Linked DNA regions of Homo sapiens: region 1 is linked to region 2. The links are chromatin loops, found by intact Hi-C in ENCODE. Cell type or tissue: Caco-2. All regions are shown on one strand. Links, peaks and the distances in the headings refer to the core of each region. The heading gives the core; the rest is flanking DNA.

Region 1 (5,378 bases), core at 245-5,244, 52 kb after region 2:
ACCAGCCAGCATTGTCAACTCCTTGCTCCTTCAAATCTCAAAGCCCCTCTTTCCAGGTAAAGATTCACCCTGGAATGGGCACAGCACTGGGCCTGGGAGTCTCAGAACTGGCTTTCTACACACTTGCCCCCTGACACCAGTGCCACGACTGGCCTTCAGGTCAGCGAGATGGGGCGTTCACTAAGGCACTCTTCTACTCCTCAGTGGAGAGGAGAGGAAGTCAGGAAGTGCAGAGACATTGAGGATCTCCCAGGAACCTCCACCGGCACAAATGGTGGATAACCCAACAACACGTCGGCAGTCACCAGAGGGGCAGATCCATGCCCCAGAGAATGGTGACTTTCCAATAATCTGATTTTTTATGTCAAAATGTGGGATGACAGTAGGACACTATAATTTGGTCTCTTGTATTAAGTATCCCACCTGTCTGATGTTTTGGAGTTTCAGACTTTCTTGAAAATCAAAGGAGGAATGGAGGTTGAAACAAAAGACAAAGAATTTTAAAAACTGCTAGATCAAATTTTCTAATCATCCTTTTCCACACCCGCCTCTTTCATGAACCCTCTTTACTACTCCAAATAATTCAAAACAAGTTCAGTTCCTATGGTCAATTATCAGTGAAAACAACACACCTGCTTTTGTTTCTCTTTTCCTTCACACAGATGAATTTTTTTCATGGTTTGTCAACTCCTATGAATTCCAATTTCCAATTTTAGAACAGTTTCAAAATGTTGGTAGATAGCTGGATTTGTGGGGCTAATGTAGCTCAATATATATATAGTATAAATTATTAAGTTAAAATAATTCCCTCTTTGATTGCCAAAATTACCAACATTAAGTACACAAATGGTTCTTGCTGAATGTTTAGTAAGGGGTGTAAAAGACTCAGCTGGAAAGATTTCTTTTTTGCAGGACGCTGCCTAATCTACATAGGAAAGAGAATTCGCCTGTGATGGGCACCTACTGTATGCCATCCCCAAGTGCTTTCATAGAGTCTATGCCACTTCACACATAGAACCCGGGGCTTGGAGCTGGCCAGTGCGGGAACTAGGACTCAGATCCAGCTGTGTCCCAGTCAAGGCCTGCACCATTCTTCACCAAAGAATTCTTTTGAAAACTTGATACAAAGAAAAGTAACAGATTCAAATGAGTATTTTACTCCCCAAAAATGAATGCCCTGAATAGCTAAGACTTGAACTACAGAAATGGGAACAGAAGACAAAATAAATCTGTAACCCATCAGTGAATATTTGCTCTCCAAGCTGTGCAAATGCAAACAGGAAATGTCACAAGAACTGAGAAAACCTACAGATTTTAACATAAGCCTGATGTTTGGGGGCTTTGAAAAGGTATTTTCTAAAAGGTTCTATTTTCATATCCACAAATACAGCCCAGAGTATGCAGAGACAGATACTAAGCATTATTGCATAAAGAAAACAGGCTTAGAATTAGAAACCATGGCACACGGGTTGTGCTGGGGCTGTGTGACACCCTGTAATTTGGTCAAAGGCAGCAGGGGCCCAGAGTGAGGACAGCAGTGATGGCCGTGGCTGGTAATCCGGGCAGAAAGGTTTGGAGTACGCCTTAGAAGATGGTCTGTTCCCACAGCCAGCCTTCAAAACACTGTGTCTGGAAAAACTCAAACCATGTTTCTTCTGCCATCACACCACACAGCAGTTGACACAGAAGACTTCTGTGACTCAGAATATGTGGGGATTTCTCTCCATCAGCAAGCAAGCAATCAATTCTGCAGCAGACACCAGCTGGGTGTCCTCCAATTCTATTGCGACACCATCTCCCTGAAGACAGTGGCAGATCCCACAAGTTGAGGTCTCAGTCCCTAAAATTGCCCCACCTCAGATACCAGTCACAGGACCTCCGGAACTTCTGACCAATCGGCTTCGAGTTGGGGTTCCCACAGCCTCCTCTTGGGATTCAATTAGCGCAGCTCACAGAACTCGGGGAAACACAGAGGTGTACCAGTTCACAAATCGAAGAGGCCTGTAGGGAGGTATGGGGAAAAGGGACGTGGAGCTTCCATGTCCTCCTTGGAGCACCACACCCTCCAGGAACCTCCAAGTGTTCAGCTACCTGGAAGCTCTCCAGCCAATCCTTGTTTGGGTTTTTATAGAGGCTTCATTATGTAGGCAAGATTGATTAAACCATCAGCCATCAACTTAACTTCAGCCCCTTTCCCTTCCCCAGAGGTATGGGTGGGGCTGAAAGTCCCAACCCTCGAATCCTGCATCTGTCATTCCAGTGAGCAGCCTCAACCTGAAGCTGCCTAGGGGCTGCCAGCTGTCAGTCATTCACAGCACAAAGAGAACTTATCATTTTGGAGATCCTAAGGATTTCAGGAGTTGTACGCCAGAAAATGAGGGCAGAATACCAAATATATATTTCACAGTATCACATGTGGGCTTCCTCAAATCAAGGAGCCCTCTGTACAAGGAGCGTCCTGGCTCTTCCAGAAGTCTTGCATGTGTGATAATTGCCTTAGAAAGGTTCAAGTTGCTCTTGTATAAAGTGGAGGTAACTTTGCTTCCTTCACAGATTGCTGTGAGGAGTAAAAAAGGTAATTTCTGATATGTGCCTAATATAGGGCCTGGCGATAACAGGTGTTAAATGAATTGCAGCTATCATGATTATTATCATCAACAGATGATTCGTAAAAGAAATTAATTCATAAATATCTGAGAAAATGAATTGGAGTTGAGGCCAGAGACAGAGTTCACATCAGAGGAACCTCTGCAGCGGAGAACCAGGACTTCTGTTTCTTAGTAGCACAACCAGAATCTTCACAGCACCTTCCTCTTGATAAAACCCTTTCATAGCAGTTCCTCTTCCATCCTGACACAGCGGCCAAGGTAGGCATCTCCATGCGTGAACAGAGGCTCAGAGAGGTTAGAGACGATGAGGCAAGGCGGAGAGGGAGGTCCAGGTGGAAATGTAAGAGAGGTACTCTTGCCACTACTCCACACCGCTTCCTGCTACCTGCTGATACCTGGGGATAGCTTGGGGCTCTGAGGGTATCTGGCAGACGCCCCTGACGGCAGTAACTTAAGCATACCCTGAGAAGGACACTATGGGCTATGAAGGATGTGTGTTTGGAGTTCCGAGATAACAAATCAGGGAGTGGCCAACCCAGAGATTCATTCCTTATCTACAAAGGACATCTGAACTCCTGGGCCGTCCTTTGGAATCCAGGACGTGAAAGGAACTGAGACCCTTGTTTAAGTGGAAGGTACTAGGAGGAAGGTGCTATGTAAACTGCATGCTTTTTACAAATAGTAGCAGTCACCCCACCCAGAGCCACCTGCCAGGGCAGCCTGGAGACCCCACCTTCAGATGCCCTCCCGCAGTACCTCGTTCTTTCTTTTGTCAGAGCACTTATCTATTAAAAAGTTCAATTAGTTTTAATTTTAATCAAAGAACTATTTTAATCAATAGTCATTAAGTGCAAAAAGATACAACAAAACACAGCGGTGCCCCATCCACCCTTCCAATACTCCAGCCGACTCCTTCGAGAAGCTCCTTTCCATCCCCTCAGCACTAACTCTGGGGCTCTGAATTCTATGTTTTTACAGCAATCTTGAGATGCAACGACTTGTGGTATTAGTGATTAATTTCTCATGATGGGCAATGAGGGTCAGCTCTCTTACACCTTTTCTCACAAAAGTTTTGCTATACACTTGTATTAAATCAATATTCATTCAAGTCTGTCAACACACATAGGGCCCTGCTCAATGGGGGGCTTGGGGCGAGTAGCCAGGAGAAGCTGCGCTCAGCATGTCCAGCACAGAGCCCTGTGGAAAGGCAAACAAAGGAAACCACTCAGCACTGGGGGAGACACCAGGACCCCAAGAGAGGCAAAGGGCATAGTGTGGGGTGGGGTGCCCAGAGGAGGGGCAGAGCAGTTCAGTGCCTAAGGCCACAGGGAAGGAAACAGGCTCTACCCATTGTATTTTGCATTCAGGAACAAATGTACAGAGCAAGCCTGGGAGGCCTACGAGGACAGTTGGAGAGTGCAAGCAAGCCTGGGGCAAACAGCCCATATGCGGGCTTGGCAGCCATTAACTTTCTTTTGAGGAAGCTTTCCTGGCCACAGACTGTGTCCTCCCATACAGGTCGGCAGTTCTGCAAATGTGTGCTCTGCCCATTTAGAATCTGACTCAGAGATCTTTCCTCCTATGACATCTATGATTATTGCTGTTGTCCATTTGCTCTGGGGTTTCTTTGGGGATCCCAAGGACCAATTCTGTGCATTAGATCCATGTTCCAGCCTCCACCTCAACAGCCTGACTCACAATGTCAGAAACCGAGGCAAGGAACCTTTGATCATTTTCACTATTTCTTGTTTCATGACTTCCTTTAATTTCCTTGAGTACACATTTTCCAGTAAAACATGAAAAAAAAGAGATGTTTTTACCTTGAGCACTGTAACTCTCTTCTAATGCTATATACTTTTTACATGCCTCTTGCTGGGCTTTTAAATTTTCCCTTTTACTCATCCTTAAATAACTGATTTCTCTAAGCCTAGAATTTGTCCCCCAGATAGTGTGAGTGGGTCTCCCTCAGATCCTTATTCATCACCTGGATACCTCAGAATCATCCTCTCAGATGGTAAGGCTATCAGATGAGTTTATATTTAAAAACTTAGTGATTCAATATGGTGAAAGGCAGAGTAAGGTGCTTGGGTGTGGGAATCTCAGCAGGGTGACTCTGTCTTTGTGGGTGTCTGCTTGGTTCTGTTCTGTGTGAGATCACAGCATTTTGCATCTTGTTTTCTGATGGGGTTGGCCACCACTCCCAATCCAAGGCCTGGCTATGGTCTTTCTCCCGAGGCATGTGTGGGCCTGGCAGCTGCCGGTCCTGCTGCCCTGCAGGAGGGGCTTCTAGAAATAAAGCCCATCACTCAGTCCCAACCTCCCCTCTAGTCTTTGTCCCCATAAAACACTGAGGACTGTACACTCGCCCTACTTCCTTTCTGTGAGTTTCCATCACTGAAAGGGGCACTGTCAGCCGGCCCACACTGCCCTCCTCTTATCCCAGGTGTATCACACCTAGTATATTGTCACATGAGAATGGCATCTCCCTAACCAGAGAGCAGAGCTGATGGCTACTTTTCCTTACACTTAAATCTTTTCTGTTCCTTCATCCTCCCAGAAATCTTATTTCTGCCACTAAGGAGGAGAGTCTGGGTGTAGGTTTACCCAACACTTGTTCTTATTTTGAAAAATTTTCAAACCAACAAAATTTGCAGAATAATATGATAAGTGCCCATATACATTTCACCTAGATTCATCACTTGTTAGGGTTTCACCACATTTACACATTTCATCACGGCAGTCATTACGACAATTCATCTCTAAGCACTT
Region 2 (5,378 bases), core at 242-5,241:
ACACAGGCACCAGTCCTGAGAGACGTACCAGGCTCAGCTCCCAACGCTCACTCCCCATCTCTCATCCAAATCTCTGTCTACATTTCACCACCCAGGCTGCTTCTTCCTGGTCCCTCAGAATCTTAGACTCTCCAAGTTAGCATGGAAGTGAAGCTCAATGCCAGCTTAGATGCTGCTGTACTCCAGCCAATAAAATGAATGGCCGTATGGCGTGGTGGAAATCACAGTGGACTCGAGCCAGAACACTTGGATTTAGGTCCCTACTTGACTACTAACTGGCTTCTGACCTAGGCAAAGGCACTTAATTTCACTTATGGCTTCCTTGTGTTTAAAATGGAGACAGGAAAGGGCATTATGCCAGAACAACACTGGTTGCCCAGCTCTCTACCCACATGACCTGGAGCAAATTCCTCAGGGACACAAACCACTCCAGTGTAAGGCTGCATGTGAGGTGGCGGGATGCTAAGATGGGAGGCAGCAGGCCAGGGTGAAGGAGGGAAGGGACCAATAGTTCTGTCCAACAGAAAAAGACTGCAAGCCACATATGGAATTATCAGTTTTCTAGCAGCCACATTAAAAGTAAAAAGAGGCCAGGTGCAGGGGCTCACGCCTGTAATCCCAGTACTTTGGGAGGCTGAGGTGGGCAGATTGTTTGAGGTCAGGTGTTCGCGACCAGCCTGGCCAACATGGTGAAACTGTCTCTAGTAAAATACAAAAAAATTAGCTGAGCGTGGTGGTGCATGCCTGTAAACCCAGCTACTTGGGAGGCTGAGGTAGGAGAATCGCTTGAACCTGGGAGGTGGAGGTTGCAAAGAGCTGAGATTGCACCACTGCACTGCAGCCTGGGCAACAGAGCAAGACTCTGTCTCAAAAAGAAAAAAAGAAACAGTTACAATTAATTTTAATAATGTATTTGACAAAATATAGAGAAATAGTCTTTCAATATAAAAAATTATAGGAGAGATTTTACTTTTTTTGGTATTAAGTCTTTGAAATCCAATATGTATTTTGCACTTACAGCATGTCTCAATTTGGGTGAGCCACACTTCAATAGCCATATGTGGCCAGTGCTGACAGGATGTGGCAGCCCAGGACTAACATTTCTAAGCCAAGCTCTGGCCTCGTATTCTATGAACATGATCTCATATTATCCTCCCCTTCGCTCTGCAAGGGCAGCATCACCACCCCTCTACACAGATGAGGAACCAGAGTCAGCACAGTTGAGCCACTTGTCCCAGGATCTAGGCTAAGGAGTCGCAGGAGGAGGATGTGAACCTAGGTTCACCTGGCTGAGAGGAAAGGCTGATCTAAGGTTGTGGGAATTTCACAGCACAAGCTGGCTTCCCAGATGCAGGCACCTGTTAGGTTTGGGGATGCCCTGTATAATCCATTTTACACAGGTCAAGTACATATGTACATTCCATAGGAGCGGCCAAGGTCTTTCCATCTATGGATTTCCTGGGCCATGAACCAGCAACTTCCTGCCACATCAGTCCCAAGCAAAAGCAGAAGCTGGGCTCTCCCTACCTAAACCCAGCATTGTTCTTCCCTCTTTCAAAATGCATGTTCATGCTGGTATTTTATCTCCTAAACAATTCTGTTTAATCCATGTTAGAGATTTGCTATGCTGTATAATCACCTTTTTGTAGTTTTTAATTCTTAAAGATGCATTTCTGCTACTTTTGAACAATTAAATGCAGTTTCATTACTCACTTTTACTGCGTGGAAATTGTACATCTATGACTAGCCTCAAGCTTTGTATTATGAACACTATTTTTCCCTTTATATCTTCAAACAGACTTTTGGCCTTTGCTTAAATAGGCATTTAGACTAAGCCGCACACGGTTTTGAGCTGATGTAGCAGGAATCTGCATAGTAACAAAACCTGAGTGCAGAACGCCTTTCTGTTACAATAGCTATCCCACTCTGCACTCACCAGCCCCAGAACTTTTCTGTGCTTCAACCATGCAATGCTGTCCTTGTCTATGGAACATCAGCCTGGGACTTAACCTGGTTATCATGTAAGCCTGGGCCTTCCAGACTAGTTATTCTGGGGCTGAGCTTGGTCAGGAGATGCTGTGTGTCCCAGGAGGGTCCACACTTCAAGATCACCTAAGCGGTCAGGAGGGATACAGATGAGGCCAGCCTTAACACCTGCTCATCTTGAGGGAGGGAGGCTCTCAAAAGGGAACACCACATCTGGGATACACTGAGCCCTCTGCCTCATGCCAGCCCTGCCATCCCGCTCACCACTACCTGACATTCAAGGCAGAAATGTTTCCAAAGGCACTGGCTGAGCATCCCAGGTGGCCGGAGACAGCAGGTGATTCGTGCTCACAAGTAAACCCTGGAACGAATGGCAAGATAGATATTCTTTCCAAAACGATTCCCAACTCTGATTAGACGTGTCTTTAAAATGGAACTGTTTCATAAAAACTGTCTTCTCGTCCAGAATTGATGTGACCATTTCCTCAGTCCTCCTTTATTTTAAAAATCCATGTTTAATCCATATTTAGAAATCCATACCCATCTGAAGTAGGTGTTAATTTACATGACCCAGGAGATGACATAAAAGGTAAAAAGTGAGGTGGGAAGGCCGGGCGTGGTGGCTCACGCCTGTAATCCCAGCACTCTGGGAGGCCGAGGCGGGCGGATCATGAGGTCAGGAGATCGAGACCATCCTGGCTAACATGGTGAAACCCCATCTCTACTAAAAATACAAAAAAATCAGCCAGGCATGGTGGCAGGCGTCTGTAGTCCCAGATACTCAGGAGGCTGAGGCAGGAGAATGGCGTGAACCCGGGAGGCAGAGCTTGCAGTGAGCCGAGATTGTGCCACTGCACTCCAGCCTGGGCGACAGAGCGAGACTCAGTCTCAAAAAAAAAAAAAAAAAAAAAAAAAAAAAAGCAGAGAGGGGAGGGTGCATTCCAAGTGTTCCCCAGCCCTGACGTCCCGTGGAGCCTGACAACATGCTTCATGACAGTGACACAGTGCCCGGAACACTGCAGCACTGTCTGTCAGGACTAATGACCCCAGAGGCAGCTGTCATTAGCCAATTCACTAATTAGGGGCCTGTTTGTAGAGCTAATGGGAAGGGTAATCATTTGTTAGCTTAAGTAAAACTCCCGGGCATTCCTGACAACTGTTATCATAGAAAAGTCTGGAAGGCAATTCATCTATCTCTGTGAAATTCAAAGAACCCAGATAACCAGTCATCTTTTACAGCACAAACCTCCTTTAGGAATCTGCTGGTAGGAGCTTGTCTTTGACTCCTAATATATCCTCTGTAGCTGCAAATAAATATGTCTACACATAGACCAGGGGCTTTTCCATGCTTGCACTCCAGTGGTCTGACTTCTGTGAGCTCAATCCAGGTTCTCAGACCTTGAGCCCAGGGAAATGCTCAAGGCTGAGGCCGCTGACAGGAGAAGAGCGCAGAATCCCAACACAGAACGGGCAAGCTCTCTGGTTATAGGCAGAGCGAGTGTGAGAGTGCATGAATGCATGCATGTGTGAGAGAGACAGTATGTGTGGAGAAGGGGGTATTTTGATGCTGCAATCAGTTTTCACTGGCTTGTATGTTAAAGATAAATAAAAACATCAAATTTTCTAAAGATGATTTTATTCACTCCTTATAGAAGTTTTAAAAAACATGAAGTGTGAATGAAGAATTGATGTGGTTTGGATATTTCAGTCTCCAAATCTCATGTTGAAATGTGACTCCCCAGTGTTGGAGGTGGGTCTGGTGGGAGGTGTCTGGGTCATAGGGGTCGGGGTCCCTCATGAATGGCTTGGTGCCCTCCCCATGGTAATGAGCGAATAATGAGAGTTGATTATTTAAAAGAGCCTGGCATCTCTCTTGCTCTGTCTTTTGCCAGGTGACACACCGGCTCCTTCTTTGCCTTCCTCCATAATTGTAAGCTTCCTGAGGCCTCCCCAGAAGCTGAGAAGATGCTGGTTTCAGGCCTGTACAGCCTGTAGGACCATGAGCCAAATAAACCTCTTTTCTTTATAAATTACCCAGCCTCAAGTATTCCTTTACAGCAATGCAAATGGATAATACAAGAATATTGAGATGAAATTTAACTTGCCACCAAAAGCTTCCTGAGCCATTCATTCATCTCACTCCTGGAAATGGTAGGAAATGAGGGTTGAGGACCCAGCCTACCAGAGAAGCCTTGGGGAACAAACGACCCCTACAGCACAAGTATAAGGGGAGGTTGTACCAGGCTTCGGAGAGGCAAGAAGAGGGGCCTATGGAAGCAGGTAGGGCTTCCATTCCAGAAGGGTCTTAGAGACTCTGTGGTCCAACTATGTCATGACATAGATGAAGAGATGAGGCTCACAGTGTGAGGTGACTTTTCAGAACCGTGGGTCAGTCCAGTAATAGCACAGACATGATCTCACTCTCCAGACACCCCTCCCTCCCGGACCCCAGGCTCCCTCAGCAGTCACCCAGAGCCTCACCCCACCCCACAAGGACCATGCTCCTTTCAGAAGCAGTAAACAACAATCTTCAAATAGGGCAACCTAGGACCCTCAGCCCAGCGGCAGCCAGGGCTGCTGCTAAATAACATCCAGAGAAGCCCCGCCTGCCCTGGGCCTGCTCAGCAAACGGACAGGGAGGCTCCAAGGGCCCTTCTTGCGCCCGTGCACTGAGTGTGCCCAGCTGTGTCAGCCCGATCTGGTCACTGGGCACATGTGCCATTCTGCCATGCCAGCAAGGCAGCAGGAAGGCATGTGCCAGCCTGAGGAGCCAGTGCCAGTGCCAACCCTTAAGCCACAAGGACAGCCCTCCTTCCTGCGGGAAGGGCTCAGGCTCTCTGCAGGGCTGCTGGTCGCCCACCACAGGCTCTCTGGACTCAAGGCTCAGGATGACGTTCTCTGGGCCCTAACTCTGGGAAGAAGCGGGGTGGGGGAAGGCCTCCTCACCAGAGGAAAAAGTAACAGATCTCTTTGAGGCAGTTCAGAAGTCAGGATGGATTTAGAGGCTTTCCCTGGGGGGATTTCCTGGGGAAGTGATTAATTTGCTGGCTGGAATACATTCAGTTTGGCAGTTGATCTAAACTCCAGGACTCATAGCAATCACTTAGGAGTTTGTTTACATGGCAGATTCCAAGGGCCTCGCTTGGGGTGGGGCCCAGGACTCTATTCCATGATTCTGAGGCAAGTGGTCTATGGGCCACCACAAACCAGGGTCACAGCACACTGGCACAGGCAGATCTGCAAAGCGTGGTGTTATCAGGGCTACCGAGAGGTGCTACGGGCAGCAGGGCATGGTGAAGGCTCTGAAGCCCCTCTCTCCTCTAAAAGAAGACAACAAGAGGAATGCACATCTCACTGGAGCCTCCGTGCTCTTAGATAAACATCCGCCTCAG

What was found. Peaks named below come from ENCODE experiments on the same cell type or tissue, not always from the same donor. Only the 100,000 strongest peaks of a DNase experiment are listed, where the experiment ranks them.
Region 1: a loop joins it to region 2, with 2.7 times the contacts of the local background. A loop is called at or near these places in 1 of 110 quality-filtered maps.

Annotation. Positions count from the first base shown.
Region 1 is chr3:126,879,817-126,885,194 of GRCh38, reverse strand. All of the region lies in intron 5 of CHCHD6 (coiled-coil-helix-coiled-coil-helix domain containing 6), which reads right to left. Among named protein-coding and RNA genes, the nearest start is that of PLXNA1, 100 kb to the left of the region's middle. In Caco-2, for the core only: no CTCF peak of the experiment used is centred there; a DNase peak (open chromatin) is centred at 3,034.
Region 2 is chr3:126,932,065-126,937,442 of GRCh38, reverse strand. All of the region lies in intron 6 of CHCHD6 (coiled-coil-helix-coiled-coil-helix domain containing 6), which reads right to left. Among named protein-coding and RNA genes, the nearest start is that of PLXNA1, 48 kb to the left of the region's middle. In Caco-2, for the core only: no CTCF peak of the experiment used is centred there; a DNase peak (open chromatin) is centred at 2,992.